Regions from separate parts of the Mus musculus genome. Here regions 1 and 2 are each linked to region 3. Evidence: chromatin loops called from intact Hi-C (ENCODE). Cell type or tissue: heart. All regions are shown on one strand. Each heading gives the region's core, and the rest is flanking DNA. Links, peaks and the distances in the headings are about the cores only. Region 1 has its middle 150 kb from the start of Ptger3. Region 2 overlaps Lrrc7 (leucine rich repeat containing 7). Region 3 holds the start of Ptger3 (prostaglandin E receptor 3 (subtype EP3)).

Region 1 (8,065 bases), core at 1,422-6,421, 150 kb before region 3:
TTATCTGTTGGTGTCTGCATTGCTCAGGTCCTGCTTAGGCAGTCATGTTGGTGACCCTGCATCCATAGGTGTAGCTTCTAGGAGACATAATCTCACAGCACACCTCCTGCCCCCTTCAGCTCTTACACTCTGTATGCTCTCTTCTGCTATGGTTCCTGAGCTGATTTTGTCTTTTGTGTCTTTGTTTCAGATGTTGGCCAGATGCTTCATCTGATACTCTGGACTTCTCCACTTTTTCTCTAAAGCTCCCTTCCTCCCTCCCAGCCACAGGTTTGCCTTCTGTTGCTTGTGGACGACCAGGCCTAAATCAGAAACAGAGGGTTTCTCTCCTTCTTTCCATCCTCTTTCTCCAGGTACCTGCTGAGATTTACAGTTTTCTTGCTCTGTTTTTTCTTTTTTAATTCTTATTCTGAAATCTCAAGCTGAAGATGCAAAATGTAAAATGAAAGTAATATCAAGACATTCCACTTGAACGCTATACAAGATGTAAAACAAGTTTGAAGCCTGGATCCCTTGGGGAGTAGTTTTTATAAAGATTCACTCTTCCCTTGTATAATTTTGAAGCCAATCTAACCGCAAAGGTCACTTATTACGTCGGGGAGTGGTAGCTTCCTCTGCTTGTCATGGATTTACTTGCTAATGGAAGTTATTTTTTTCTCTCACAGCTGGAATACTTTCCCTCAATCATCTTTGCTCTGTGTGTGATCTGGCACAGCTCAAGACAGTAACTTCAGTTCTGAATACTGATAGCACTGTATAAGGGAAGTGTAATACCATCTACAGATGAGGAAGCACAGCTGACTGTCTTCACGTCCCCCAGATCACAGGTCCACACAGAACCCTTTTGACAGAATTCAAGGGAGGCAGAAATTTCAACCACTGAAAAACCAAACCAAACCAAAATCCAAAACATGGGTTCCACCCTAGCCAGCCACCTTCAAGAACCACAGGTCTTCATAAACTATTTCTGGCTAATGAGGACTGTGTTTACAGCTGAGTGGCAAGATCTACTAATGAGTTGTGAAATTGTGGGAAGCCGCAAACTCCATTACAAGGTGGCGCTGGCTACCACTGGCCACCGCCCATGATTATGGATAAACAACCAATGTGTGCATGTGCATAAGAGTTTTTTTGCCGAGTCACTGCCTGGCCCGACGCATATTAATGAGGTACTGGTAGCATAACCAATCAGGTATGGACACGTCACTCCTAGGCCTATATAAGCAGCACCATTTCTGGGCTCAGGGTCTTTCGCCTATGCAGTCAATGCTCTCCCAATAAATGTGTGCAGAAGGATCCTATTGTGGCGTCATTCTTGCTGGCGAGTCGGGCGCTCACATGAAATCATTGGGTGAATAACAACGCACTTATTTTGAAAATAGCCTGGAAAAGACTAGAATAAAGTAGAATTTTTAAAAAGTCAAAGCATGTCAGACCTACAAAAAATGAACGTTGGAAATCACCATGCATGGCCAGGGAAGAGATGACGGGTGTTTGTGGTGAGTTTGTGTATGTGAGAGTCAAGAAGCTCACAATCACTGTGCTCAGCTCACACGGGGGTGACATAAGAGGTGAAGTTGGACTCTGACCAGGCCGTTGTACTGAGTTATGAGTAACAACATTCTTCTGCATGCAGAGAACCAAAATAGGCTCTTGCTCTCAGAGGTGTCACGACAGGACATCTGAGAGCTGTGCAGGAGGCTCATCCAAGCAGTAACCAGACAGTAGCTGCAGTTGCAGCAGACAACAAGGAACAAGACCTATGTACACCTGCTTTCTTCCTGCTGCAGAATTTAGCACACGTGGCACACACAGCCTACATCTCTCATAGCTTCTGTGATAGTGTTCTGGCTGTGAGCTTCTCATTTTTCATAGATCAGCAAAATTTCTTGACCCCTCTCCTCCCCCCCAAAATTGTGTATCATGCTCGTGGCCAGCTGATTAGTGTGGTTTTATTCAATGCCAGTGTCCTGCAGAAGGAATGCGTGCTGTTATCGGGTGCATCTTCACTATTCAGCCTGTCTCACACACTGCTGTTTAGTATGTGAAGGGTTAGTGACAGTTGCCACAGAAAGAAAGCTTCAGGATAAGGGATCTCAGAAAGGGAAGCCAGAGAGACGGGGACGGGGGGCAGTTACCAAGCAAAGCAACCAACAAAACAAGTATGAAACCATTCTTCCTTTAAATACACATTATTCCACATACGTTCTGGACCAGGTACTGTGCTGGACCTGGGAAACTGACAATGTTAAGACATGGTGCCCTAACACGACATGGCTGGAAACTGGAGTAATTCTTAGAGATAACATTTCCTAGAAACAACTCTTGCTCACAGTACTTTATATGCATTAATCTGATAACTTTAAGGGGCAGGCAGGAGCTGTTATCGCTATTTTATAAATAATAAAACTAAGCGACACAGAGTTAATGCCTTGCCTGAGCACCACTGTAAGTGGCAGAGCTGGGGTTGGTCTTATCTTTAATGTGTTTCGTTGGATCCTGCCTGAGACTGGGACACAAGTAGGAAACAAACACTCAAGAAATGATACAGTTCAGCTGTGCACACACCACCTACAACTGACACAGAGACGACTGTCCACAGGGATACGTCCTAGAAGGAGTTCAGAGGAAATGATCAGGGAAGGAGCCTCAGGAGAGCCATGTATAATGGAACACTGAAAGAGATGCTGCACTTTGCCTTGTGGAAAGAGTGGTGGTGGGCATCCCCTGGGGTCAGGATTTCAAAGCTGGAGAATCAACTGGACTTTGGGGATGTGGTTATGCAGTGGGCTTGGGATCTCTGGAGAATACTTGAAATCAGAGAGTTAGAGGATATATAGGAGGCTGCTGGACAGGTCATCAGTAGAGGGTTGTCTGCCACTTTATGGATTCAAGTCTTGAGCCTGAAGGTTATAGAGACCTGATGCATTTTAAGTAAGAAGGGACTGGGACAGCATCCAAGATTAGACCTCTGTGTAGTATCAAGGGCAGAATGGACAAGGATGGGCAGAGGAAAGAAGGGAGAAGGAGAGAAGAAATATGAAGGCAGCTGCCATCACCAGCCAGGAGAGCATAAGGCAGTAACTGTGGCCACTGAAGCCAAGGACTTGAGAATGCTGCCGTTTGGAAAAGGTGCTGGGTATGGGATGAAATAGGAGTCAGGTTTAGGGTATTTTCAAGGACCTTGACTTAAAAACAGGGCCACTAAAGAGGAGTAGGCTTCAATGAAAGAAGTCACCATCAAGAAAAGAAAGTCAAGGTCCCACTGAAGGGCTGAGCACAGACAGGGCTTTGGGGGGGGGGGACGGACAGTGTAGATATGAAATCAGACAGTGGGGGCACAGCTCTTCATAACTCTCTGCCTGAACCTGTCTTAATGCAAGTCTCTCAAAGGACTCAGGCCTCATTGCTGACTCCAGGTTTGGGCTATACAGGAAGCTCACTAGGCGTTTCCTGGTCTAAACACTTTGGGAAGTGTTTGGAGTTGTGTAGACTCCCTCAGAAAAAGCCACCGAAGACCTATTGATTCCATTACAACTGCTGGTGCTTCTAGAAGAAATTATTCTCAAGTCTCCAACTAACCCATGCTAACCTGTCTTTCTAGAAATCCCATATCCTGTTAATTTCTATATGAACTCTTCATCTTCTTGCTTAGCCCATTTACTTCAGGAGGTCTTTTCCGTCATCAACTCTGTACCAAATTGGCACCAGCCCTCCTCCAAGAATAAATTAACCATGCTTGTATGCAAACTTCTGTTGCATAGACCACACAAATGACATGTTCAGATCAGTGTCTCACGGGAGGAAGGAACTGTGCAGTTCCAGAGAAAGTCAATATCTTGTTGATCCGTGAATGAGGGCACAGCTATCCCAGAAAAACTGGGGAGTTTACCCTGTGGGAGTTTAGGAAAAGGGCTGAGGGATTGGCTGGCATGTGTTAACACATAGGCCACTAGAGGGCGCTGGGAGCCCATTCAGTCTGGAAGCTGTTATCACAGGAACACAAGGTTAAAGATGTTTGAGATGAAAGCCGAACTTGACCCTGAATCTCCATATTTCCTTCAGACAGTAGACAAGGTGGGTGCCCTTATTTCTGGTTTAACTTCTCGGCTGTGAATGTATTACTGGATTCCAAATGACCATCTGCCCCATCTCTAACTTGTAGTATATGCTCACCTCATCAGGGTGTGTCCACAAGCAGCCTTGTCTAAGGCTGTTTAGCAAGGCCCTCTGCAGTCACCCCATGCACCTTTGTCAAGGCTTGTTGACCACTTGGTGTTATGCATTCGTTTTTTTTTTTTCTCTCTCTCTACAAGAGAAACCTTCCTTTGCATCAGCCCTGTGGCTGAGTGCTTATTGTGGTTTTGAGTACTTCTGTCCACCGTTTTCAGAGTCTGTGTCTTTTTAAGTCCGTGGTTCAAGACTGACAAAATGTGAGATACATATACATTCTTAGTAAATAACTGACTGGATGTTTCTGAGCCCATGCTGTCAATCCACCTAGGAAAGATACAGAGAATTCTGATTATTTCTAAAACCTTATTTCAAACAGGATGCAACATTGGGGTTCCATCCAATAGATTGAGTTAATCGTAAAGATTGATGCAGGAACTCCCACCGATAGAAAATAGGATGGACCACAGAGATTCAGAAAGTTTGTGCCATAGCTGTTCTTTAGTAATGCAGGAAGGTAGAAATCCTAGTGGTTATCTGAGAGATGCCGTCTAGGTCAGATTGAGCGGCTCTGGTGGCCACAATAAGAGTTGAAGTGCAAATGTCAACCTGAACCTGGGAGAGATTGGAGAGAGATAGGTAGGTGAAAGGTCAGATTACCAATGTCTTGGCCTGGCTCTGCACCTAGAAACACATGACTAGAAACAGCTTCTCTGTTATGTCACCAGGTCATGTCATTGATTTCTGATGTGCTATTTCAGCTTATCAAATATCACGGTGTGTTCTTCTCCCTCCCACATTCTCTTAGGGAGGTGTCTGTGTCCTGTGAATATCCATCCAGGTCACCAGCCTGCTTGTCAACACTTTCAATCACTGGGGAATTGGAAGTTCTCTTTAGCCTCCAGTGTGGTTATGTTGAAAGAAAGGAGGAGAAGGAGGGGGAGACAGGTGGCATTACGATACTATTGACCTATTAGGGACCTGGATGGTTTCTCCGTTGCTCTTTCCCATGATCCTGAAGCATCCTAACCTGAAGTGCCCTGGTAGGATACAGTTAGTGTTTGTTCTCATGGAGTTCTTTCTGCAAAGGCTGGTGCTGTTTTATTGGAGAATTATTAATTCCTTATTATTTTTCAGATAGTACACATTTCCATTTCTGCAACTGTTACCCAAATATTTTGTGTCAGAATTTTGTCACACTTCTAGTAAACTCACTCTCAAACTGAGTAAAATTTATGATCATTACTGACTGCTTACTGTGTTCTGGGGACTAAAGCGTATCCATGTGATCTTTGCTCCTAATAATTCTGGTGGGCTAAATCACATGTCTATCTACGTTACATGTATTTTGGAGAAGCTACCGAGGTGACTTGGTGTTTTTGACTGGAGCCACACCCCAGACAGTGTGGTACTCTGTGCTGATGAATCACATCAACGAGGAAGCAAACACAAAACGAGCTGAGCTTCTGTTTATAAGTCAGAAATGGCTCTCTGATTCCCTTCGCACGGATTTAACTGGCTGCTCTGGGGACAACGTGTTGCAGTGCTGAGTTTCCAGAACTGCTCACTGCCTGAGATGCAGTGATTGGTGCTGACCCACAAGGTGCCACTGTGGGCCTGAATGTTGCCCATGGTATGATCCTTCCAACCTGCACTCTTCCTCACGCAGGCATGGCAGGGCTCTCTGGGACCCACAGTACCGTGCTGTCTCCTGGCACACCACAGGCCTACAACATGCCAACATGAAGTGCTCCTTTTGCTGCGTGGATTCGATTCCCTTTCTGTCCTGGGAGCCACAGCTGCAATCCCATCATCCTCCGTTTCCCCAAGTGACTCTCTTTACCCCACGGTCTGGACAATCACAGCAGCGTTTTGCATTCTTATTTCTATCTGATCCATGCACGAGCCTCAACTCTCTCTTACTTTTGTGCTCTGCAAAAATGAACAAATCCCCCACAGGCCTTTCTGTGTTTCACAGGGCAGCTGATGTGTAAGAGTGTATACTCACAAATAAAGAGTAAGAACACTGATGATTTTGGTCTTTCCCTGCAAATATAGTTTATAAAACTATTGCCAAGAAAGCTGTATTTCTTCTAACCGCCTGGTTTATTTTTGTGCTATGAGTGCCGAGGGTCTGCACTTCTCTCCTCACAGGCCATCTAAAGACATTTCATTCCGGTATGTATCATACGCTGATATTCTTGAGAATAAGTTCCTAGAATGGATTTTATGAACCAGACAATTTTAATTTTTAAAATTAAAATTCTGCACAGTACATGCCAGAGATAGGAGAAATGTACTACATTGCTGTCTAACCCCCTTAAATTTTAATATTTCTAACTTTTATTTTGAGATTACAGATTGTTCTCATAAAAAGATACACTGCTACTCTTATAGGGCCAATAGTTAGTCCAGGAAGCCAGGATAAGGCCAAGTGTTGCTCAGAGCCCTGTGGGTGCTGCTCAGAGCCCTGTGGGTGCTGCTCAGAGCCCTGTGGGTCCTCACACCAGTTTTCTCCTAGGTAGCTCCCTAGCTGTGTTTCCCAGCTCTTCAGAGCTAGAGAGAATTGAATTTACTTCCACTTAGGTCCCAATAGGTTGCCATGCTCCCTGCAGGTCCTCAATAAATACTGATTAAATTGGATACTGCCCAGTTATCTTTCCCTCCTTGTTTCTCAAGCCAGCCAGTCTCTGATTCTCTGTTTTTATAATCCTCTTTCCATTTTTCTCATCTGTCTCATAGTCTCATACACACACACACATTCACACACACATGCATACACACCCACACACGCACGCACACACACACACACACACACACACACACACACACACGCATACACACCCACATGCACACACATGCATACACACCCACACACGCACAGAAATACACACACACACACACATACACACACACACACACACAAACACACACACACACACACATTCATGCATGCACGCACACCTTTCTGTATCTATGCTTGTTCCCCTCCAGAATCACTGTGTTTTCCCAAGAAACTTGACATCCTAATAGATTTTTATATATAGAACGATCCATTTAGCATTTTTCCCCCTTGGAAACAGTTTTCAATCTTCTAGAGGCACCAGGGAAGGTAGGTTGGGCTCTGTCTGTTCCCCACATACCATCACAAGTCAAACAGTGGGCTGCAGTCTGTGGTCCTCTGGGCTTTCTTCTCAGTTTCTGCCCAGACAGCCTGCATTCCTCTGTGCTGGGACGCCAGGCACACTAAGCCCAGGGGGAATACCCTGCTTCTTTTTCCTCTACTGATTTTTTGGCCTGAGATACTGGCACAGGAACACAGTTACACAAAATCCTTGAAGCCTTGTCCTGTCCCCATCCTCAACCCTGCGATTTCTTAAGGACTGTCTATGGGTGTCATGTGGTACTCTTAATTCCCTCCAGCTACTGTCTGGTGACCATAGGAAGATAGTGTTGGCCGCTGTGCCTCACTGTGTTACCCTTGGCATATTTCTGTAAATAGCAGTTGTGCCTAGGAAGTAACAACCTAATTATCTGAGAAGCATGTGGCCTGAGTACTTTATTGGAGTTCCTCATTTAATATGCTGTGAATATGTGTGTTTGATTATATGTGTACATATGTGTTCACATGTGTACAAATGTATGCACATGTGTGTGAGGTCCAGAGTACAACCTTAGGGCCTCTCACTGGTCTGGAGGTTGCCAATTAGGCTAGGCTTGCCACTTAGCAACTCCCATGTCCATGTTCCCAGGGCTGGGATTACAAGCATGTACCATGATGTCCAGCTTTTTTTTAATTAGGTATTTTCTTCATTTACATTTCAAATGCTATCCCAAAAGTCCCCCAGACCCTCCCCTCTACTCCCCTACCCACCCACTCCCACTTCTTGGC
Region 2 (8,065 bases), core at 1,237-6,236, 510 kb before region 3:
CGTTCTCAGTGTTAGGTTTTTGCCATACTGGGAGACTTTCTCTGAGCTGCTTTTATGCATATTGGGGTACCTAGTAGTCTTCCCAACCTTTAACACTGTGAGAAAATTATCCACAGACACTCTCCTGTGAGGACAGAAGCACCTGCCTTCCACCCTAAAGCATTCAAGAGTTTTGAAAGAATGAAGAGAGCCGGGCAGTGGTGGCGCATGCCTTTAATCCCAGCACTCGGGAGGCAGAGGCAGGCAGATTTCTGAGTTCGAGGCCAGCCTGGTCTACAGAGTGAGTTCCAGGACAGCCAGGGCTACACAGAGAAACCCTGTCTCGAAAAAAACAAAAACAAAAAAAAAAGAAAAAAGAAAGAAAGAAAGAAAGAATGAAGAGGAAAAAACACTTCAAGGTTTTACTTTAAAACCAACAGTGAAAACAAAGGAATGTGGGTCCCTTTGCTTTTTCACTCTATGATTGTCTTGATTTTTCCTAGGAGCTGATTTTTTGGGGGGAAATAAGGAGATATAGTTTCAACTTTAGGGACACCTTGACTCCCTGGGTTCTGCAGGTGGATTCTTTGACATCACCCTAAGTAAGAAAAAACTTTTTAAAATGACAGACCTGGACCCAGCATGTGCAAGCAGCCAGGAGATGTGGGGTATAGCCGTTTCTTCCAAATTTTCAAGATACAGTCTTATTTTGGCACAACTTGGTTCATGGTAGCACCATAACAAATTAAATATTGGGAAATGTAGAAAATGCTAAAATCCTATATAGAGCTGGCCAAGGCTGAAGCAGTAGGCCAGTCCCCAGCACATGAATTTCCAAATATAGCATAATTTTCCCTCCTTTATTAAAAAAAGGCTCTTGTTTTATCGTTTAAGCTAGTATCATTTGTTTATATGAATGGATATGGAAAAGGGGTTTAAAAGGATCATTCAAATTTCCTTCCCTTGAAAAGTTTGTTCTCTCATTTTGAACAAGTGTATTATTTGTAGTGTTGATCCCCATCCCCTATTTTAAAATAAAACAATGAGCATATGGTTGTACAGATAGGCAGGCATCTCTCACCTCGAGAAAACTAACATAATATTGTTTTCAACAGCAAACTCCTTCGCAATAGGGTAGCTGATCTCAGTAATGGAAGATATGTTATACAGTCAAGGCATCAAGAGACATGACTTTGCAGACTGTCACAAAAACAAAGTGCAGTGATTATAAATTTTATGACAATTATCTGCTGGGCACCCCCGTGCATCAGGCCTGTTGGGGACACAGTACAGTCTCTCCTCTGCACAAAACATCATAGCTGGGAGGAAAGAGAAGCTGCAGACAGAATGAGGCGGGTATGGTGAGTCCTCTGTCTCTGCCCTTACCCCATGCCAGGGCTGATGGCATCAACTCTGTCTGGATTGGAACAGTACTTTAATTGGAGCTCTCTCTATACATTTCTTCCTACTGGGTCCTAGGGCCACTGGTAGAGCATTTAAAGCATTTGTTGGGACTTAAAAAGACATTTGACAAGCGGATCATGGCTGGACTGAAGATATTTTTGGACAAGGGAAATAGAACCAAGAATCTCTTGGATTTTGGAGGAAGGGTTGTCATGAAGACAGTTGTCCCCCAATCTGACCTAGTGTTCAGCTCCATGCTGTGGCATTAGTAGATGATAAAATCATAACAGACACAGGCACAAGAGAAGGTCTTTCCTGTACCCACCACCTCTAGAGCACACTTTCAGAGTCCAGTGTTAGAACCGGCCACGCAGCAAGGCAGTAAACATCCCAGTGTAGGGGTGTACACCTTTAATCAGAACTCAGGAGGCAAGAGCTGGTGACTATCTATGAGCTCAAGGCCAACCTGGTATACATAGTAAGTTCCAGGACAGTCAGAGCCATATAGTGAGACCCTGTCTCTTATCAATTAATCCATCAATCAAAAAAGAAAGGCAGTAAACGGGGAACAATATTTTTGCCTGTGTATTGCCCTGTGGGTTTAAGAACACTGTCACAGCCTGTTTATGCCATTAGATTGCACATATTCACAAATCAAACTGTTTTCCTTCAGGAGAGCTGAGGCCTCTGATTATTGTACCAGCTTGTATCTTTTCTTTGAAAAGAACACACAGACTAGGTGTTCTTTTACTTCTGTGTATCCCAGTGATTCACCACCTCGGTACACATTGGTTCCGCTAGCAGGCTTCCTCTCCCAGACGCCTTTCCAAGTTACCAATCATGCTTGGCCTTCGGAGTCCTGCCTCAGTGAGCATGAAGGCTTTCTTAATCTTAATGGGAAAACTTCTGTGTGTCAGTACCACGGACATGGTGTAGCCTTCACTCTGCCTGAGCCCCTGGCTGCTTGGTCTGTGTTATAAGAGAGAGAGACAGAGAGAGAGAGACAGAGACAAAGACACACAGAGAGACAGAGGGACAGAAAAAAAACAAGAAGCATTTACATGTCTTCTGAACGGCAACACCAGAACACACCAATCCCTCAGCCTTAGTGCCACAAGCAGAGTAAGTGACATATTTAACAAATATTGACTTGAATGGGTGACTGATGCTCAAGCTGTATATCCTTAAGTGGTAAACCTTAGATTCACTATTCTCATTTTTGCTGGGGGTGGAGGCATCCTCTAAGCTGACTTCCCCCCTCTCTTTGCCATTTCTTCTCAGACTTTCAGAACCCTGTGCTGTTAAGAAGCTAAGTTTCACTTCCTTTTTACGTGTTCTAAAGATGCCAGAACTGCCCAAAACCTTTAACAACAGAACAATTGTTCCATTTGAAAACATTTTATTTATGTCCTTTTAATTAGTTCAGAACTTTCTTCTGGGGAGAAGCCATGCTGTCAGAAATGTCCTAGAGACATGAAGGATGGTGTGGAACTCACAAAGCTGTGGTTTTAAGTGTCTTAGAGACCACCAAGCTCCGGACCCCATCTTGGACATAGTCCTCAAGTCCCACTGAGGTGTCTATTGAAGACTGTATGTGGTCAAGGCTGACTTCAGACTCATTTAATGTAAAGATCCATTTGTCTGTATAATATGACTAGGGAGGTTGTTGGCTTAAATTGTTTATACAATATGAAGGTGGGGAGAAGAGACAAGAACATCATAAAAGAACATGAAAAATTCAGAGGAGAAATGAGGTACCCATAGTCAACAGAGCGTTTTACTGAGATACAATATACCACCTGAATTCCCCAGTAAGGAGGCCTGTCTTACCGATGTGTTACCACCATCCACTAATAAAACTGAGGAAGCGCCAAATTATTGTTGCTTTTCCACCAAAATTTCCTTCTTTTAGGGTTCTGGGTTCAAGCCTGAGATACATGCTATCCTTACAATCATTTGAACATGCCCACAAAACTTTTTTTTTTTTAAGGAGCATGTAGTTACAAAGAGTCACCACTAGATGGAGAGAATCTTCCTAGATTTGATGTAAGAGTTGAGACACATCTTCCCAGGCTGTTCTTGTAGCTGATGGAGTTGTTAGTAATAGCCCTTTCTACCCTCTTTATTAAAGATTATAACTATGCTCTAAGATTAAATGATGCCAGTGGATTCTATATCTTTCTGTACTAAAATGTTCAGGTTGAATCAACTTTCCAGAGTCAGTCTCTCTCTCTCTCTCTCTCTCTCTCTCTCTCTCTCTCTCTCTCTCTCTCTCTCTCACCCTTGGACCAGAGTGTGCTGTGATTCCGATCTTTCTAACCTGTTCATCAAGCACATCCTCCAGTTTCCTTAGCTTTCTTGAGTCTTCCAAATACTTTGTGCTGATCTCCCTTATTTGATCCGCAATTCCCTTCAGTTGATGTGGCAATATATTTGCTTTAAATCATCATTATTTACTTTGTAAATTATCTCTCCAAAAGTTAAGCATCAAGTTTACCTGAATGGCCTCTCTTAATGAAATACTAATCAAGGTCCTGCCTGAATGTACATTTCTGGCTGACATCTGGTAGTAACTCCTCTGTAAACTCACTTTTCACTTTATTCATGTGTACAAGTAATTAGCCTATCCTAAATGGAGTTTATTGCATAGAGAATGCTTTTTTAAAAAGCATCGCATAAAGTGAGAATTGGGTTTCAAGAAAGGCCTACAGTAAACCCATCCCCAGCCTCTTTCAATCAGAAGATCCACATATTGCAAGCACAGACTATTGACTACCTTCAGGGTGCACATGGTTCTGAGATATTTAGAATTTCAGGGCCTCTGATGGCTGGGTCCTGATGGAGGAAGCCACATCTAAGCTAAGGATGTCTTCACTGTAACCTCTGCCTCAGCAAGCTTTTCCCTTGCTGATCCCATCAGAACCATCCCCATTTGAGCTTCAGACTCCCCTCTGCCAACACTTAATCTCCTCTTTCAGCAAGAGTAAACAGATGACAGAATGTTCTTCCCTGAAGCTTACTAAAACTTTAAGTCCCGGTGTTATTCTCCAAAGGAAGCTGCTTTCTTCTGGCCACCAGGTCACCAGCTCCTATAGTGAGCTCTGAGCAGATTCTAGTCAGCCTCTTTAAGGGGCTGGGACTAATCGCTGTGACCTCAATCAAGCCTGCTGGTTTTATGATACCAGGAAGGCTCACCAGGTGAACTTCTGCTCCTTTTAGGAGGCTAAGCATCCCCCAGCCACCTTGGACTTGAGCAGTGTTACCTGCCAGCAAGCGCAACAGTGCCAACCACTGGTCTCTTCTTTTGGAAAACGTTTGACTTTTAACTTGCTTTCTTCTCTATTTCATCATTATCCTCCTTTCCGACTTTCATGTACTCCTAAAATTTTTGGTTGTAGAACTAAGCAAGAGAATGAGAACTGGGAAGAACCTTGGAACAATGCTGAGAGGCTGCCCAGATGCTCTTCTGTGTTCCACAGTACTGCCGAATCTTCCTTGTGGCTCTGGTACTGTAGTGCCACTCAAATTTTGGTACAAACCATTGAAGTATTTTTTGCTTGTTTTTCTTGGTCTACATAGTAATCTTAGTGTTCTGTTCCTGGAATAGTCTCTCAGTTAGCACATTCCCTCTTGTCCTGAGATCACCAAGCCCTTCAAGATTAAGGCTCTTGCTGTCTACCCTGCCAGCTCTGACGCAAAGCAAACACCCTTTTCTACTCTGCAGTATGAAGTGCTCAGGACTGTGTTTTTAGCTGTTCAGAATGTTAGAGTTATTCATGTTGGTTAGTGGAGTTATCCTTCAGTGTAGAAAGAGAAAACTGCAAGAAAAACTGGCACTAACTTAAGTGGCCTCTGACACCTTCCCTAACCCTGTCCCAGTTTGTGTCACATTCTACAATAGATGAGTGATCGTGATCAGCAAAACTGTTTCTTTCCTTCCTTCCTTCCTCTTTCTTTCTTTTTCTTTCTTTCTTTCTTTCTTTCTTTCTTTCTTTCATATCTATCTATGTATCTATGTATCTATCTATCTATCTATCTATCTATCTATTTATTTATTTATTTTGGTGTTTGTTATAGCAGAATTTGATTCATGAGAAAATCATCAGGCAGCTGGTAAGTCCCAGCTTCTCCCAAACTCTATGTAACCTGTCCCCAGCCACCTATCTTGACCCAGTGTTCCTCATGTTTTAAACTAGCTGGCAAACACATTTGCACAGCCTTATTGTGGGAACATTCAACTTGGCAATAAGTACTTTGCTCTTGATAGGATCTCAAAGATTCCTTCAGACCAAGAGAGACTCCAGCAAGCATACAGTTAGATACGGTTGCCCAACCTGCACATCCCTGTGCCTGCCTCCCAACACAAGTCAAATGTGGGAACCAATCCCCCACCAACTACACATACACACACAAACACACACCTCTGTCCTTTTTGGTATTAGTATTCCTTTTTTTTTTAATTTTCACGCATCTCTTCAAAATCTGGACCTCAGGCTCTACAGCCCTGGGTTGTCATAAATAGCTCAAAAATGAGAAATCATGACTTCGGCTTTCTTTTTTAAAATTACTTTAATAAATACCCCAACATGTTCACCTATACCACTGTACAGACTTTGTTTGTTTGTTTGTTTGTTTAAGTGCTTCCAGACCTGTAGTTTGAATATATGTAGTTCAGGGACTGTTGTTTCTAGGCATTCTACCTAGGAGTTTGTGCCTGTGGAGCATGTGGATGCCCCACCCCTGAGCTACACCCAACCCATACAGAAGTGATGACGGGAGTGTTTCCAGAGTTCTAGCCTGTGGTATTAAGACTTAAAAAAAAAATGTAATGATTTTTTTAAGCCTTTCCTTTTCTGGTTGCCCTTGCAATTAAATTAAATAAAAAGAGGCATATGTTCAAAGTTTTACTGTGGCAGCAGTTAAACATACAACTAAGCCCTGTCAAGAAACAATCAGGTGGGGAGATAGATGCTTAAGTCTACAAACTGCTGTCTTCGAGAAATGTGAGAGCAGAGACCACATACTCACGATCTCCCTCACTCCCACACGGCAGCAAAGGATTCCTTTCAGCTTTACCGATTCACACTGTGGATACAGAACATTCTAGAAGGCCAGCTCTTGCTTCTCACCTGTGTTTATTGTGCAGAAAGGACAAGTCTTTAGAGACAGAGGAGGCAGTATCATCCAGGATAAGTTATTAGGCCTGGCTTGCCATTCCTTTTAATTTAGTCCTTCAGGGAGGCTGCCATCAAGGAACAAAGCCAGAGAGAATGTAGAGATAGGGCTTCTCATGGCTGGAAAGCCAAGGCCTATTGCTTCAACTTATGTCCTTGAGGTACTGTGTCTGTACAGAAAATAAGACCCTGAGAGGCCAACAAGAAATGCAATTTAAACTGCACCTAAGATAATAAAATTGGATGAAAAGTAAAAAGAAAAAAACAAACAGATTTCCTGGTACTAGGGTTTCCTGTAAACACCTTGTGGGTACCTCATAAGCAGCTGAGATTATTAGTGTTTGGTCCTAGTGACTATTTCAGCTGCCTTATCCACATTAGCTGCTAAGAAGTGATAACTCCCCAAGTTCCCATATAAAGTCTCTCCTGCTACCGTATTACATGGCAAGGAGAACAGGGGCTTTTGTTTGTTTGCTTGCTTGCTTGCTTGTTTTACTTCCTTGAGGTTAAAACTAGAGTCCCACCCCCACCCCAGATTAGTCTAGAGTTGGGGCAGCAGTAATAAATTAGGACGCATTCAGGTGTGACAACACAGCTACCTGTGATGGTGAAGACCTAGAGTGACTTAGTGTATCTGTGCATTAAATTAGAAAATATTTAGCAGAAACATGTAGCATAGCCGCATTTGAAAACGAGATTGTGCACTTGGGAGGCAGAAGCAGGTAGATATCGGAGTTCAAGGCCACATGTGTTCTACAGAGTGAGTTCCAGGATAGCCAGGGCTACACAGAGAAACTCTGTCTCAAAAACTCCAAGAAAATAAAAAATAAAAAAATGAGATTGCGTTTTGAAAATACTTGAAGTATTTCCTGACCTCCAGGTACCACTTTAAGCATGCTAGATATCTAGGTTGGGAGTCACTGAAGCACACCCCACAGCTATATTGGCCAGTAATGGAAAGTCCACTTTGTAGGAAGTTGATAGTGCCTGCTCCACAGACGCTGTCATTTCTTAAGCCAATCTTTAGAATCCCCAAATGTTTGGGGCAGTGAAAAACAGTAAATATACTTTGTTAATTAAAAACAGACTTTCTTTTTTAATGATATACTTTTACATGACAAATTAAAAAAAAAAAAAACTTGTAATCTGTGTCTGTCACACTAAGACACCAGATACCACAGAGAATCTCTTAAATCACCACCAAAGAAATGGAGAGAATAAATCAAATGTTTGAAAAAATAGAGAATGGCCTTGGGAGATGGCTCAGTATGTAAAGAACTGACCACACAACTATGGGAGCCTGAGTCAGGACCCTCAGAACAGCTATACATCTGGGCAGGCATAACAGCTTCCTGCCATCCCTTGTCTAAGAACGCAGAGACAAGTGACACCCCGCCCCCACCCCCTGCAACAGGGCAAGCTGGCTAGCTGGATTAGCTCTGGCTTCAAATGGAAGGCCCTGCTCCCATATATAAAGTGGAGAGATATTAAGGAAGATATTTGACAAT
Region 3 (7,582 bases), core at 1-5,000:
GACGGCGGCTTTGGCCCGACAGCGGGACACCAGGGCTTTGATGGTCGCCAGGTTGCAGGCAAAGGTCACCACCAGAGCCAGCAAGCCCAAGCAGGCGAAGGCGGAGGCAAAGGCCACGCTGCCCGGCTCGCGCGCAGGGTCTGTCTCGTTGCCCGCCGGCCCGGTGCTGATGAAGCACCACGTGCCCGGCCACTGCACGCTGTAGCGGCCCACGCCCAGCACCGGCAGCAGCGCGAAGGCGAGCACAGACAGCCACACGCCCAGCAGTACCGCGCGCGTGGCGCGAGTCTTCATGTGGCTGGCATACCAGTGCGGCGCACGGATGGCCAGGGCGCGCTCCACGGCCATGGCGCTGGCCACCAGGAGCGAGGATAGCCCGAACACTGTCATGGTTAGCCCGAAGAAGGTGCACAGACGCCCCGATGGGTCGAGCTGCTCCCAGCGTCGCTGTGACAGGTACACGAGGATGACCACCGGGCTGGTCAGGAGCTGCCCCACTAAGTCGGTGAGCGCCAGCCAGCCAATGCACAGCAGGAAAGACTTCTTGCGCTTGCTCTCGCGGCGCCGGTAGCTGCGCGACACGAGCAGCATGGCCAGCGCGTTGCCCACGAAGCCAGTGACCATCATGGTGATGGGAAAGGCCACGGACACGGAGCCGCAGTCGTCGGTAGTACTTGACAGGTTGCTGTGCGCTTCAGCAGAGTGCTCCGGCGCCCACATGCTAGCCATAGTGGCGGGGCCACGGTAGGGCGCACGGGGCCGGAGCCTCCCGGCTCAGCTGCGGGATAGCAGCAGAGTGCACTGGGGGACAGCCGGAGCCCAGGCTCTGCTCTCCATCGCCCGCCGCCTCCCGCGCTAGGCTGCGGGGACTGGACAGGCGCCGCCCGACGCCGCGCGAGGCTCCTCCCGCGCCTTGGAGCTCGAGGGGCGGTGCTGCGAGTAGGCAGGCGAAGGGCGGTGTGGGCTGGGATCACCTGGCGCCGCGCCCCCTAGGTCTGCCTCTCCAGCTCTGGGACTCTGTAAAGTGCTCATCAGCCTTTGGGTTACGTGACACTGGAGAAAAGACGAAATCTGACATGTTAGTAGCTGCGTGAATCGCAATGCTGATTTCTCCTCATGTTTGACTGTCATTGAATTTGTTTTATTTAATATATATATATAAATATATATATGTATATGTATCAATATCATATGTATATACATATGATACTCACATCTGGGAAAGAATAGGGATGAGTTTGTGTTTTAAGTCTTCCTGAAACTATTGCCTTATTTTACTTTGGACTAATTCCAAACTCATATTGGTAAAATACTTTTCTAGGATAATGTCAGTTTAAAAATCCAAAACCAAGTAAGCACACAGGTGAAAGTACATAGCAAATTCACATTTTCACTGAGTGACATTTCAGTATAATGATACATTTAAATTTTAAGAGTATTCTGGAATTCATACATCAAAGAAAATATGCCACCCTTTAGTTAGATCAAAAATTTTATATTTATTAATAACTAACTTGTTTACATTATCATCCCCCTATTTCCCACCCCGCTGTGTGTGTGTGTGTGTGTGTGTGAGAGAGAGAGAGAGAGAGAGAGAGAGAGAGAGAGAGAGAGAGAGAGAGAGAGAGAGAGAGAGAGTCCTTTCGTATTTACATTGAGGTCAGACTTCAACATGGAGTGTCTTCCACTGTGACTCCCGGCCTGGTATGGCCTCACACACCCAAGCCCAACAGCCAGGCTACTTTTACTCAGGTGTTGGGAATCCCAATTCAGGTCTTCCTTTGAGTGGTTAGCATTCTATTCATTAGGTCACTTCCCCCTGCCTAATGCTTACTGAGAAGGTCGACCATAAGAACATGTATTGGCAAAGATAGTTAATCAATCTCTCTCTCTCTCTCCCTCTCTCTCTCTCTCCCTCTCTCTCTCTCTTATTGGATATTTTCATTTACATTTCATGTTATCCCCTTTCCCGCCCCTCCCTGTAACACCCTATCACATCTCTCCCCCTGCTTCTAAGAGGGTGTTCCTCCACCCACCCACCCACTCCCACCTCCCCACCTTTGATTCCCCTACACTGGGGCATCTATCCAACCTTCATAGGACCAAGGACCTCTCCTTCCACTTGATACCATGACAAGACCATCCTCTGCTACATATGCAGCTGGAGCCATGTGTATTCCTTTGTTGACAGCTCTTAACAAAGTTTCAGAAACCCTTCTCTTCTTGAAGCATTTTTTTTTTCCCAGCCAGAGTTACCTACATTTTAGCTGTTCACCCTGCAAATAAGTAACTTTTAGATTCTCCTGGTTGTTTTCCTGTTGGTTCTTTTGCTAGCTGCCAAGAGTTGACTTAGTTCATTTGAAACGACACTCCCCTCTAGTGGCTAAACTGCTAACATGCACTATCTTGTATTAAAGAGAATTTCTTTAAAACATTTTTTTTTTTAATTCTTTAATCCCCCTCCTGGTCTGCCTTCTAACTGTTCCACATCCCATACCTCCTCCTCCCCCCAAAACCCCGGCTCCAAGAGGATGTTCCCCACCCCCCACCCCTCAAGACCTTCCCCACTCCTTGAAACCTGAAGTCTCTTGAGGGTTAGGTGCATCTTCTCTGACTGAACCCAGACCCATCAGTCCTCTGCTGTATGTGTGTTGGGGGCCTCATACCAGCTGGTGTATGCTGCCTGGTTGGTGGCTCAGTGTCTGAGCGATCTCCGGAGTCCAGGTTAGTTGAGACTACTGCTCTTCCTATTGGGTTGCCCTCCTGCTCAGCTTCTCCCAGCTTTTCCCTAATTCAACCACAGGGGTCACCAGCCTCTGTCCATTGGTTAGGTGTAAATATCTGCATCTGAGTCTTTCAGCTGCTGCTTGTTGGGCCTTTCGGAGGGCAGTCATGATAGGTTCCTGTTTGTAAACACTCCATAATATCAGTAATAGTGTCAGGCCTTGAGGCCTCCCCTTGAGCTGGATGCCAATTTGGGCCAGTCACTGGACCTTCTTTATCTTAGGCTCTCCTCCATTTTTGACTCTGCAGGTTTTTTTTTCAGACAGGAACAATTTTGGGTCAGAGTTTTTGACTGTAGGATGGCAACCCCATCCCTTCACTTGATGTCCTGTCTTTCTGCTGGAGGTGGACTCTATAAGCTCCCTCTCCCCACTGTAGGGCATTTCATCTAAGGCCCCTACCTTTGAGTCCTGAGAGTCTCTCATGTCCCAGGTTTCTAATACATTCTAGAGGGTCCCCCCACCTACTACCGCCATAGGTTGACTGTTTCTATTCTTTCTGCTGGCCCTCGGGGCTTCAGTCCAGTGTCACCCCCACCCCACCCCAATACCTGATCATGTTCTCCTCTTTCCCTCCATGTACTTTGAGACTGGGTCTCTCATCTCCTGGAGCTCACAAATTGGGATAGAATGACTAGTCCGTGATCCTCAGGGATAAGGATCCTTGTCCCCCTTGCCCCCATTGCTGGGATTACAAATCTTATCACTAGACTGATCATTTCCACAGGCTTGAGGGAATGAGCTCAGCCCTGTACTTGAATCTCTGATTAACCAATAAACCAGTGGAGGCTGAAATAAAAGGAGCGTATTTTCATTTTTCAAAAACATTAAAGCTTATATTCACCTATCGTCACATTTAAATTCTGCTTTAGAGATTAAATTAATCTCTAGAGATTAATATTAAAATATTAATATTTTAATTTCAATATGCAAATGATTCATCTCATTTGTATCATTTTTTTTAGATTCAACCACATTTTAATATTCAGCTAATGTGTATGAACTTACCACATTAAACGTCCCTAGGGACTTGGCCTCAGAACCAGATCCACTGTTGCCATGTAAGAACAGTGGTTCTTTCTCATCCTTCGTCTTCAGTCATTCAGTGAGTACTCACTGGGCACCTGGTCTGTTACACACTGTCTTAGTTTTAGGGATGCCAACCAACACATTGAAGCCTCTACACCTATCAGGTTTATATTTCAACATCAATCTCTTGATTTTTCAGAAGCCCCACCGAGGGAAGTAGAGGGATCCCAGGAGTCTTGTATTTGTGGGCTGATTTACTCTGAAGGTGGCATCCTATAACTTAGTGGAAATTATACATTGTAGTGACTCTGGGTTGCATTTTTTTCCTGTGGTCACTTGACTGACCCACTGGACAATTCCTGAATTACAAGCCCGTTGCTATTTCTGAGTCTTCACTCTCTCATGCCTGCTTTATTCTGTGTTCACTGCAGATGGACCTTCTCTGTGCTTCAGTAATTTGCTGGTAAATCAGTAATGGGACCACACTCTCTGGTAATGGTGCGTCTTTCAATTTCCTGATGCATCCTGAATTGCCCATAGTGGGTAGGCATTCCTTTAGAAGCATCTAAGCTGTAGACATATTCAACAATTATATGATTTCTAGCTTCTCAGTACTTGTTTCTTTTCTGAGAGGCCTCTTCACTTTGGGCAGAGTTCAGCTGTGAGATGTGGATCAGAATGGGTTCTTTTGCATCTCTACAGTAGGCCCAGTTGTGTGACTCCTCTCCAAGCCTGATTGCAGTCACTAGCACCTTTTATGTGTACAGCTGTGATTTCCCTACCCCTGATTCCCAGGGTATGTTCATGAAGGTTCAGCAGTTAGCTTCATTCCAATAACAGCCCTCTGTTTCATGTTTCCCACTTATTTTTTAAATTAATCTCTCTGATTTTAAAAATCATTTCAAATGTTTTCTACTGAGTTATACTTTAGCAGAATATGGTCTTTGTTATTTAAAACTAACATTTATTAATTTTTCAAGGCAATGTGATACTAGCATAGGAAGACATTGCTGGTTTTTTTTAATGTAATGTTTCTCTTTTAAAAAATATTTATTTTACTTATATGAGTACACTGTTGCTCCCTTCAGATATACCAGAAGAGGGCATTGGATTCCATTACAGATGGTTGTGAGCTACCATGTGGTTGCTGGGAATTGAACTCAGGACCTCTTGAAGAAGAGCAGTTAGTGATCTTAACTGCTGAGCCATCTTTCCAGCTCCACCATTGCTGTTTTTAATGTGTCCTTTCCAAATTTAAGCACCAAAATGTTAGGGTTCAAGAATCACCAAAGAATGATATCCCAGATTCAAACAGTATCCAAAAGCAAAGAGTGTTTATTCAGCTGAATTTCCCGAATGCAGAGGTCTCCCGATTTGGGAATGGAGATGCATAGTGGGCTCGAATGTTAGTTAGAGGAATTCTGGGCAGGGATATGCGTCCTTTTACGGTGATTGGTTAGCTTTATCTCTTGGGGTCTGACTAATTCTACAATTGGTTAGGCTCAGAAACCTCCCTGGAGGGTTGCTTATTCATTCTAGCTACTACTCTAACTTCAGGCCAGATGACAAGGTGTTCTCAGATTGGTTGCCCGGGGCTCTGGTAGGCTAATCATGAGTTCCTAGATCCAGGTTCTTATTTCTGGGAAATAGCTTGTAGGCCTAGTCTCCCAAACTGTCAGTGTGCAGCCTATCATTGGATCAGCCTGGCTCTGAGCTTAGTCCTCCCAAAAACTTATGATATTTTCTGAAGTAGAGTTTATATACCATTCACATGGAAGAAACTAAGGCAAAGTTCAGTGAAAGAGAATATTCTAGAAATATACATGTTATATATATACATATATATATATACATATATACACACAATAAATACAATATATTGTACATATGTGTATGAACTCTTTATTACATATATACACCATGGTACATATTTGCAAGTTAAATTGTTTTTGTCATAGGTCTTCAAAAAATACAATTATAAAGCTGATTATGGTGCTACCTAACTATAATCTCAGGATTTGTTAAGGCAGGAGAATTTCCATAAGTTTGAAGACCCTGGTGAAGGCCACCTGGCAAGATCTTGTCTGAAAAACAAACCCCTAAATCAAATCTGTTCAGAAATAAAAATAAACATGACCTTGACCACACATAGAAAGAACCAAGATTTAAATGTATGCTTGAACTATAAATCTAGTCTAAAACAGAACATTTGTTAACTCTTCTCTGACAGTAATTACTAGGAGTGTCCTGGCAGCATATTTTGTTTGTTTAGTAACATATGATCACCCCTTTGGGTCAATATTCCTGGAAATTTTCATCCTTCTTGAATGCTAACAATCTAGCCAATTATTTTTTTTAAATGTTTTGTTTATTTGGTAGTTTATTTTCACAGTCAATTTGGCTGGATTTATTCATCCAGGAGGTAAATCTTTGCCTGTGTCTGTAAAGGTGTTTCCAGAGAGGATTAACTAGGGATGGAACATTCACCCTGGGTGTGGGCAGCTCCATTCAGAAAAGGGAAAGAAGGAACCCAGCCAATCTCTCTGCTCCCTGACTCTGGGTGTGATGTGACTGACCAGTTAGTTGTGTTTTACCTCTGCCAGGATGACTGCATTGCACTGTGAACTCAGCCCGTCCCCAAACTGTAAGAGAAACCAAACACTTGAATTGCTTTTGTCAAGAATTTTGTAATAATAATGAACAGTAGTTGATACAGCAAGGTGATTCTGAGAAGTGGGACCATCATTACTTGGATTATCTAAAGATGGGGCCCAAAGCTGTATACTAGAGGTGGCAGTATACTAGAGGTGGCAGAACTGTAGGGTGGGTCTGCCCAATTCTACCAGATGAAGACAGGCACCTAAGACGTTAGATTTGTTGTTTGTCTTGCTGGGTTTTGGTCTCACTTTTGTCCAGCCCCCTGCCCCACATATCCCTTAAGAAGGTGATGTTTACTATGTTTACTCTGTGCTGAATAGTGGGAATATGTTTTGATTTTGTAGGGACTCACAATTAAGACATTGTTTTGAATCACAAAGTGCAACCCTGCCTGTAATAGCTAAGACTGGGGACTTTATTATTTATTTATTTATATTTAATTTTATTTTATTTATTTAAACAATTTTTATTATATATTTACTTCATTTACAATTCAAATGCTATCCCCATATACCCTCCCCCACCCCCTGCTCCCCAACCCACCCACTCCCACTTCTTGGCCCTGGCGTTCCCCTGTATTGGGGCATATAATCTTTGCAAGATCAAGGGCCTCTCCTCCCAATGATGGCCGATTAGGCCATCTTCTGCTACATATGCAGCTAGAGACACGAGCTCAGGGGGTAGTTAGTTCATATTGTTGTTCCTCCTATAGGGTTACAGACCGCTTCAGCTCCCTGGGTATTTTCTCTAGCTCCTTCACTGGGGTCCCTGTGTTCCATCCAATAGATGACTGTGAGCATCCACTTCTGTATTTGCCAGGCACTGGCATAGCCTCACAAGAGACAGCTATATCAAGGTCCTTTCAGCAAAATCTTGCTGGAATATGCAATAGTGTCTGCATTTGGTGGTTGATTATGGCATGGATCCCTGGATGGGACAGTCTCTGGATGGTCCTTCCTTCCGTCTCAGCTCCAAACTTTGTCTCTGTAACTCCTTCCATGGGTATTTTGTTCCCCATTCTAAGGAGGGATGAAGTATCCACACTATGGTCTTCCTTCTTCTTGAGTTTCATGTGTTTTGCAAATTGTATCTTGGGTATTCTAAGCTTCTGG

What was found. Peaks named below come from ENCODE experiments on the same cell type or tissue, not always from the same donor. Only the 100,000 strongest peaks of a DNase experiment are listed, where the experiment ranks them.
Region 1: it touches region 3 in a loop (9-fold over the local background); 38 of 42 quality-filtered maps call a loop at or near these places.
Region 2: it touches region 3 in a loop (2.8-fold over the local background); 3 of 42 quality-filtered maps call a loop at or near these places.

The regions. Positions count from the first base shown.
Region 1 is chr3:157,713,638-157,721,702 of GRCm38, reverse strand. No RefSeq gene overlaps it. Among named protein-coding and RNA genes, the nearest start is that of Ptger3, 150 kb to the right of the region's middle. In heart, for the core only: a CTCF peak has its summit at 3,953 (motif pointing right); no DNase peak of the experiment used is centred there.
Region 2 is chr3:158,072,183-158,080,247 of GRCm38, reverse strand. Lrrc7 (leucine rich repeat containing 7) reads left to right here. Exons shown (of 28, transcript NM_001081358.3): 28 at 1-8,065. Among named protein-coding and RNA genes, the nearest start is that of Lrrc40, 40 kb to the right of the region's middle. In heart, for the core only: a CTCF peak has its summit at 3,400 (motif pointing right); no DNase peak of the experiment used is centred there.
Region 3 is chr3:157,560,165-157,567,746 of GRCm38, reverse strand. Ptger3 (prostaglandin E receptor 3 (subtype EP3)) reads right to left here and starts at 871. Exons shown (of 4, transcript NM_001359745.2): 1 at 1-871. The coding sequence starts at 729. In heart, for the core only: a CTCF peak has its summit at 2,373 (motif pointing left); no DNase peak of the experiment used is centred there; H3K4me3 peaks cover 1,123 bases; H3K27me3 peaks cover 2,410 bases.